Regions from separate parts of the Homo sapiens genome. Here region 1 is linked to region 2. Evidence: read pairs that join two places in POLR2A ChIA-PET (ENCODE). Cell type or tissue: HepG2. All regions are shown on one strand.

Region 1 (4,000 bases), 130 kb before region 2:
GCCTGGGCGACAGAGCGAGACTCTGTCTCAAAAATAAATAAATAAATAAAATAAAATAAAATTTAAAAATAAAAAATAAAGTTTAAATTTCTGATTGCTTATTGTGTAGAAGTACAACTGATTTTTCTGTTATTGATCTTGTATTCTACAAACTTTTCAAACCCCATTATTATAGAGCTTTTTCACAGATTCCATTTGATTTTCTAGATAGATAATCATGCCGTCTGTGAGTAAAAACACTTTTAAGTTTTACTTCTTAAGCAGTAGAGCTCAAAAAAAGAAAAACAGTTTTCCTTCTTCCTTTCCAGTTTGTATACCTTTATTTTTTCTTGCCTAACTGCAGTGGCCATAGCCATCGGCATAATGTTGAAGAGAAGTGGTGAAGGCAGACATCCTTGTGTTAGTCTTGATCATAGGGAAAAAGCATTCAGTATTTCACCATTATGTATAAGGCTGGCTACAATTTTCTCCTAAGTGCCCTTTCAAGGATGTTCCCTTCTATTTCTAATTTGTTGAGATTTTTTTAAAGTCAGGATTGGATATTGGATTGTGTTAAATGCTTTTGCTGTATCTGTTAATATAATTTTTCTTTTTTGGTCAGGCACGGTGGCTCATGCCTGTAATCCCAGCACTTTGGGAGGCTGAGGAGGGCAGATAACTTGAGGTCAGGACTTCAAGACCAGCCTGGCCAACATGGCAAAACCCTGTCTCTACTAAAAATAGTACAAAAAAATTAGCCAGGTATGGTGGCATGTGCCTGTAGTCCTCGCTACTTGGGAGACTGAGGCGAGAGAAATGCTTGAATCCTGGAGGCAGAGGTTTCAGTGAGCCAAGTTTGCACCACTGCACTCCAGCTTGGGTGACAGTGGGAGACTCTGTCTCAAAAATAATAATACTAATTTTTATTTTTTAAGTGTGTCTCTATGGTGAATTACATTGTTTTTGAATGTTAAATCAATTATGTGTTCCTGGGATAAATTTGTTCATGACGTATTATCCTTTTTATGCATTGTTTGATTTTATTTGCTGCATTTATGTTCGTGAGAGGAACTGGTCTTTAGTTTTCTGGTACGATCTTTGTATGATTTTGGTATCTGAATAATGCTGACCTCTAAGAATCATTGGGGAACTATTCCTTTCTCTTTAACTTTTGGGGAGTATTTGTGTAGAATTGGCATTATTTTTTTCTTAAATGTTTGGTAGAACTTACCAGTGAAGCCATCTAAGCCTGGAGTTTTCTTTGTGGGAAGATTTTTAGCTACAAATTCAATTATATTAATAGGTATAGAGATATTTAGGTTATCTATTCATCTTGCCTGTGTTTTAGTAGTTTATGTCTTTCAAGGAGTTCGTCCATTTTTATCTAAGTTGTTCAATTTGTTGCTTTTTCTTTCTTTTTTTTTTTGAGACAGAGTCTCACTCTGTTGCCCAGGCTGGAGGGCAGTGGTGCAATCTCAGCTCACCACAACTTTCACCTCCCAGATTCAAGCAATTCTCCTGCCTCAGCCTCCCAGGTAGCTGGGATTACAGGCGTACGCCATCACGACCAGCTAATTTTTTTATTTTCAGTAGAGACGGGGTTTCACTATGTTGGCCAGTCTGGTCTCGAAGTCCTGACCTCGTGATCTGTCCACCTTGGCCTCCCAAAGTGAATTTGTTGCTTTAACACTGTTTATAACATTATCTTATTCATTATCTTTTTGTAAAATAGCTTTTTATTTTGGAATAATTTTAGATTTACAGGAAAGTTTGCAAAGGTAGTACAGAGAGTTCCTGGATATCCTTCACCCAGTTTCAGTTTTCCCTAATGTTATCATCCTACATTTCTTTTTTTTTTTTTTTTTTTGAGACAGAGTCTCACACTGTCACCTGGACTGGAGGGCAATGGCGTGATCCTGGCTCACTGCAACCTCCACCTCCTGGGCTCATGCAATTCTCCTGCCTCAGCCTCCTGAGTAGCTGGGATTACAGGCTCACACCACCACACCCAGCTAATTTTTTGCATTTTTAGTAGAGACGGGGTTTCACTATGTTGGCAAGACTGGTCTCAAACTCCTGACCTCGTGATCCACCCGCCTCAGCCTCCCAAAGTTCTGGGATTATAGGCGTGAGCCACCACGCCCACCCCATCCTACATTTCTATGTGATATTTGTCAAAACTGAGAAACCAACATTGGCACATTATAATTAACTAAACTCCAGACTTTGTTCAAATCTCATTTTCCTACTAATATCCTTTCTCTGTTCTACAGTCCAAGCCTATATACCGCACTGCGTTTCATTGTCATGTCTCATTAGCATTCTCTGGTCAGAGACGGTTTCTCAATCTTTCATTGTGTTTCATGAGCTTGACGGTTTTAAGGAAAATGGGTCATGTGTTTTGTAGAATGTCCCTCAGTTTGGGCTTGTCTGATGCTTGTATCATGATTCAACTTAGTCATAGGGGTATTTGTTTATTTTGTTTGTTCGTGTTTTGAGACAGTCTCACTCTATTGCCCAGGCGGAGTGCAGTGGTGCAATCTTGGCTCCCTGCAACCTCCACCTTCCAGGTTCAAGCAATTTTCCTGCCTCAGCCTCCCCAGTAGCTGGGATTACAGGCACACACATCATGCCAGCTAATTTTTGTATTTTTAACAGAGACAGGGTTTCATCATGTTGGCCAGGCTGGTCTCAAACTCCTGGCTTCAAGTGATCAGCCCACCTCGGCCTCCCAAAGTGCTGTGATTACAGGTTTGAGTCACCTCACTGGGCCAGTCATAGATGTTTTAAAAGAATCACAGAGGCAAAGTGCCCTGTCATCATGTTGTATCAGGGGTACATGATATCCATATATCTAACTGATGATATTAATTTTGAGTTGTTGTTTAAGAGAGTGGTTGCCAGGTTTCTCCACTGTAAAGTTACTATTTTTCCCTTTCCATCTATTCTTTGAAAGAGAGTCCCTCAATCCAGCCTACCCTCAAAGTGGTTAAGCATTACCTCCTGCAAGAAAAAGTATCTACATATATTATTTAAAATTTGGAAGTCAAAGTATTCTGTAAAGATTTGTTTCCACTCCACCATTTAGTCTTTTAGTCAATCATTTGTTTATATCAGTATGGAGGCATGTATATTTTATACATTGGATATCTAATATTAGATACTTTTACACATTTTATACATTGGATTATAATCTAATACTGTCAGAGGTGTGTGAACCAGAGCAACTCCATCTTAAATAGGAGCTGGGTAAAATGAGGCTGAAACCTACTGAGCTGCATTCCCAGATGGTTAAGGCATTCTAAGTCACAGGATGAGATAGGTCAGCACAAAATACAGGTCATAAAGACCTTGCTGGTAAAACAGGTTGCGGTAAAGGAACCGGCCAAAACCCACCAAAACCAAAATGGCTACGAGAGTGACCTCTGGTCGTCCTTACTGCTACACTCCCACCAGCACCATGACAGTTTACAAATGCCATGGCAACGTCAGGAAGTTATCTTATATGGTCTAAAAAGGGGAGGCATGAATAATCCACCCCTTGTTTAGCATATCATCAATACATAACCATAAACATGGGCAACCAGGCCGGGCACGGTGGCTCACGCCTGTAATCCCAGCACTCTGGGAGGCCAAGGCGGGCGGATCACGAGGTCAGGAGATCGAGACCATCCCGGCTAACACGATGAAACCCCGTCTCTACTAAAAATACAAAAAATTAGCCAGGCGTAGTGGCGGGCACCTGTAGTCCCAACTACTCAGGGGGCTGAGTCAGGAGAATGGCGTGAACCTGGGAGGCAGAGCTTGCAGTGACCTGAGATCGCGCCATTGCACTCCAGCCTGGGCGACAGAGTGAGACTCCGTCTCAAAAAAAAAAAAAAAAAAACGGCAACCAGCAGCCCTTGGGACTGCTCTGTCTGTGAAGTAGCCATTCTTTTATTCCTTTACTTTCTTAATAAACTTGCTTTCACTTTGCACTGCAGACTCACCCTGAGTTCTTTCTTGAGTGAGATCCAAGAAC
Region 2 (4,000 bases):
CCAATCCTGAAAGAGTTTAAGGAAGAAGGGGAAGAGATACCTAGAGTAAAACCAGAGGAGATGATGGATGAGAGACCCAAAACAAGATCCCAGGAACAGGAGGTGTTAGAGAGAGGAGGGAGATTTACAAGATCCCAGGAAGAGGCTAGAAAAAGTCATCTGGCCAGACAGCAGCAGGAGAAGGAAATGAAAACAACATCTCCCCTTGAGGAGGAAGAAAGAGAAATAAAATCTTCACAAGGCTTAAAGGAAAAATCGAAGTCTCCTTCCCCTCCTCGACTGACTGAAGATCGAAAGAAGGCCTCACTTGTAGCGCTGCCAGAGCAAACTGCCAGCGAGGAGGAGACTCCTCCACCTTTACTAACAAAGGAAGCATCTTCTCCACCACCTCATCCACAGCTCCATAGCGAAGAAGAAATAGAGCCCATGGAAGGCCCAGCCCCCGCTGTCCTCATTCAGTTATCTCCTCCTAATACAGATGCTGACACCAGGGAGCTATTAGTATCTCAGCATACTGTCCAGTTGGTAGGAGGCCTGTCTCCTTTGTCAAGTCCTTCAGACACCAAAGCAGAATCTCCAGCAGAGAAAGTGCCAGAGGAGAGTGTCCTGCCTCTGGTTCAGAAAAGCACACTGGCTGACTACTCAGCCCAGAAGGATCTTGAACCTGAGTCAGACAGATCTGCTCAGCCCCTCCCTCTAAAAATTGAGGAATTAGCACTGGCCAAAGGAATCACTGAAGAATGTCTGAAACAGCCATCTTTGGAACAGAAGGAAGGCAGAAGAGCTTCTCATACCCTTCTCCCAAGCCACAGATTGAAACAGTCAGCTGATTCATCCTCTAGCCGGTCCTCCTCATCTTCCTCCTCCAGTTCTAGATCAAGATCTCGCTCTCCTGACAGTTCAGGTTCTCGGTCTCATTCACCGCTCAGATCCAAGCAGAGAGATGTAGCCCAGGCACGTACTCATGCCAACCCTCGTGGTAGACCCAAGATGGGCTCCAGATCAACATCAGAGTCCAGATCAAGGTCACGTTCACGTTCTCGTTCAGCATCAAGCAACAGCAGAAAAGTGAGTATGAGAGAATCCCGGGTGTATTAATGTTCTGTCATATTCCAGTGGTTTTCATTTCAGCCCCTGGAGAGCCTGTCATGATTTCTGAAAGGAATAGGAAAAGCCTCCTTTACTCTCCTTCACTGATTACTTTCTCCTCATTTCAGAATCGTATTTTCAATTAACTGATTCCCGAAATGGGGTTCTTTTTCATTTTGAGTCCCTTGATAGAATGTTGAATTTATGTACTCATCTCCTCCACTAGATGGAAACTTCTTGAGGATGTGGGCATGCCCTTTTACGTGTGTGTCCCAGGATCTAGCATCTAGTTAAAACTTAATAATTTGTTAAATAAGTGGTCAAGGAGACCACTAAATGGGAATAAACACAGACAAAATGGGAGTAAACACAGACAAAAAGGTCCAGAGTATAAAATTTGGTCCATGGAAACTGGAAAACTCAGCAATCTACTGAATATATACCATATACAATAATTTTCCTTGTTATGTGTTTCATTTTGTTTTAGTCTCTGAGCCCTGGAGTCTCCAGGGACAGCAGCACCAGCTATACTGAAACCAAAGATCCCTCTTCTGGTCAGGAGGTTGCAACTCCACCAGTGCCACAACTGCAGGTCTGTGAGCCAAAGGAGAGGACTTCCACCTCCTCATCCTCTGTCCAAGCAAGGCGTCTGAGTCAGCCTGAATCAGCTGAAAAGCATGTGACCCAGAGGTTACAGCCTGAGCGGGTAGGCTATTGTGACCCCTCCCTACACAGAGATGGAGGATTAAGCAAGATCTTCCCTCTTGTCTTTGCTATAAAACTAAAAAGTTAAGTCTGGACAAGGTTCAGTAGAAATGTGGTGGATACCTGTTAATCCTGCTTAACTCATTTCCAGCTCCCTGGTTCGTAGAAGTTCTACATGAGGCTGAGCAGCAGGGTTATCTCCAGGGCCCCCAGGGTCAATTCTTCCTCATAACTCCTCCTTTTATCTGCCAAAAGGAAGTCAGCCTTTTCTCAGTTCTCTCAAAAAAGAATTCTGTCAGAACAAGGATCACTGAGGAAAAGGAAAAAAATTAAAAATTCTGATAAAATGATTACTGGCATAAATATTCTTGAAGTACCTATTTTTAAGCCATGTTCCTTTCCTTATTCTAAAATGAAATAACAGATACAGAGGGCCGTGTGTGGAGCTGGTACTGTGTATGTCCTGCCCTGCCTTTTTCAGGCTCCAGGTAGAAGAAAAGGAACCAAGCAGATCTAAATGTTTTGCTCTGTTCGTTTTTGCTATCTCCTGACAGGGGAGCCCAAAGAAGTGTGAAGCTGAAGAGGCAGAGCCACCAGCTGCCACACAGCCCCAAACCTCAGAGACTCAGACCTCTCATCTGCCAGAATCAGAAAGAATTCATCACACTGTGTAAGTGATATATCTCGACCGGGGTATAACAGGGAACTATGAGTGTGCGATAGTTCTTCGCTCCCTAGGGTTCTTTGACTAAGCAGTCCTAGTTTCCTTTTAAAACATAAAGGCAGAGCTTTATCTGGACAAAGGCTAGACTTCAGTTACTATGTTGGGAGCTGCCACCTTTAAGGTAACCTGAAAAGTGGTCGTCAGGGCACAAGGAAAACTCACCTGGGATCATCCAGCCAAAATAGTCAACTCCTTTAAGATTTAGGCAATAGAAGCTTCTGCTTCCACACTCAAAACCATGTAAGGGAATTGACTCCGGGCATCTTAATCTTTAACTCATGTTTACCTAGGAACCCAGTTTAATAAAGGATATTGAGGGTCTTAATAAAGGCACAGCTGGGTGCTATTTTTTAGTTTGTGCATTTTCCCTAGTTCCCTAGTTACTACCTGTCATTAAGCTATCCTAGTTCTGCTAGGATATCCTAGTTCTTACAGCATACAGTACAGCAAATTATGAAGTTCCTTTCAAGTCAGAAGTTTGTTCCTGGGCCCTTAAGACCATTTGATTGAACTTAAAATTTATACAATTAATGTGAGTTTTTAAAATCTTTATATTAAGTCCTAGAGAAATACTCATATCAGGTTAAATTAGAATTAAATAGGTATGTCATTCATTCTTCTGAGATAGGTATTATAAATTAAGAAGCCAATGAGCCAGAATTCCTGGCTTCAAAGTCTCCTGGGAAATGAAAAAATGAAGCCTTATGGGAATAAGATTGCGTAGCTTTTAGACATCAGGAACCCTGAACTGCTTTGTAGAATGTCCTGTGTAGACTGTTAGCCTAAAGTTATTCTATACTTGTTTTTATGCCATATTAACACTAATGCTACCAGTATGATTTCCCCTATATGTAATTGTCTAATAATTTATACTCTTCTGAGAGCTTCAAACTGTACTTTAACTCTGACTTTTGGAGGGTAGTGGGCAGGTGACATGATTTATCTCATTTGCCTGTGACTTTAATGATAGTTTTATAGACCTTACTATATAGCTTTTACCTGGGGGTATACCCTTGCTGAGGGGTATAATCCTTGTCGATTCTGACAGTCTTACCTCTGCTGCCATCTTGTGGCTGTTAACATTTTTTGTTTGGCAGCCAAAAGTTCACTCTACTTCCTTTGAAATTTTTTGGTTTTTCCCTTCTGGAATGGGTACGCTATCCTTTGGAAAAGGGTTTTTCTTCTGGGACCATAAAGTGAAAACTCAGCGGATTCTGGAAGGTATTCAGGATTCCCCAGCTACATCATCGATGAGGAAATGGGGTGACATTTTCTCTTCCATATCCCTCAACCAGACATAATACCTGCCCCCCTCCTCCCAATTCCATGGAGGTACATTTTACATTCCATTTTACAAAAGCATGTCCTTTGTGAAATGGCAGTTTTGAAGTGGGTATTGACAGCCTGCTACTAATTGGGCCTGAGGAACTGCTTCCGATGCACCTTGGGAAGAAAGTGATTTTCTGAAAAGCTCTTTGCTAG

The links. Peaks named below come from ENCODE experiments on the same cell type or tissue, not always from the same donor. Only the 100,000 strongest peaks of a DNase experiment are listed, where the experiment ranks them.
Region 1: POLR2A ChIA-PET joins it to region 2 with 5 read pairs; 3 of 35 experiments call an interaction of 5 or more read pairs at or near these places.

Annotation. Positions count from the first base shown.
Region 1 is chr14:23,208,623-23,212,622 of GRCh38, reverse strand. The region is part of intron 1 of LOC105370406 (a long non-coding RNA gene); the gene reads left to right. It also overlaps a transcript of RNF212B not described here. Among named protein-coding and RNA genes, the nearest start is that of SLC7A8, 27 kb to the right of the region's middle. In HepG2, no CTCF peak of the experiment used is centred here; no DNase peak of the experiment used is centred here.
Region 2 is chr14:23,076,615-23,080,614 of GRCh38, reverse strand. ACIN1 (apoptotic chromatin condensation inducer 1) reads left to right here. Exons shown (of 19, transcript NM_001386863.1): 6 at 1-1,068; 7 at 1,577-1,795; 8 at 2,349-2,464. It overlaps LOC124903288 (a long non-coding RNA gene), which reads right to left and starts at 2,349. Exons shown (of 2, transcript XR_007064077.1): 1 at 1,918-2,349; 2 at 1-1,155. RefSeq lists an enhancer at 1,024-2,223. In HepG2, a CTCF peak has its summit at 3,591 (motif pointing left); DNase peaks (open chromatin) are centred at 1,734 and 3,584.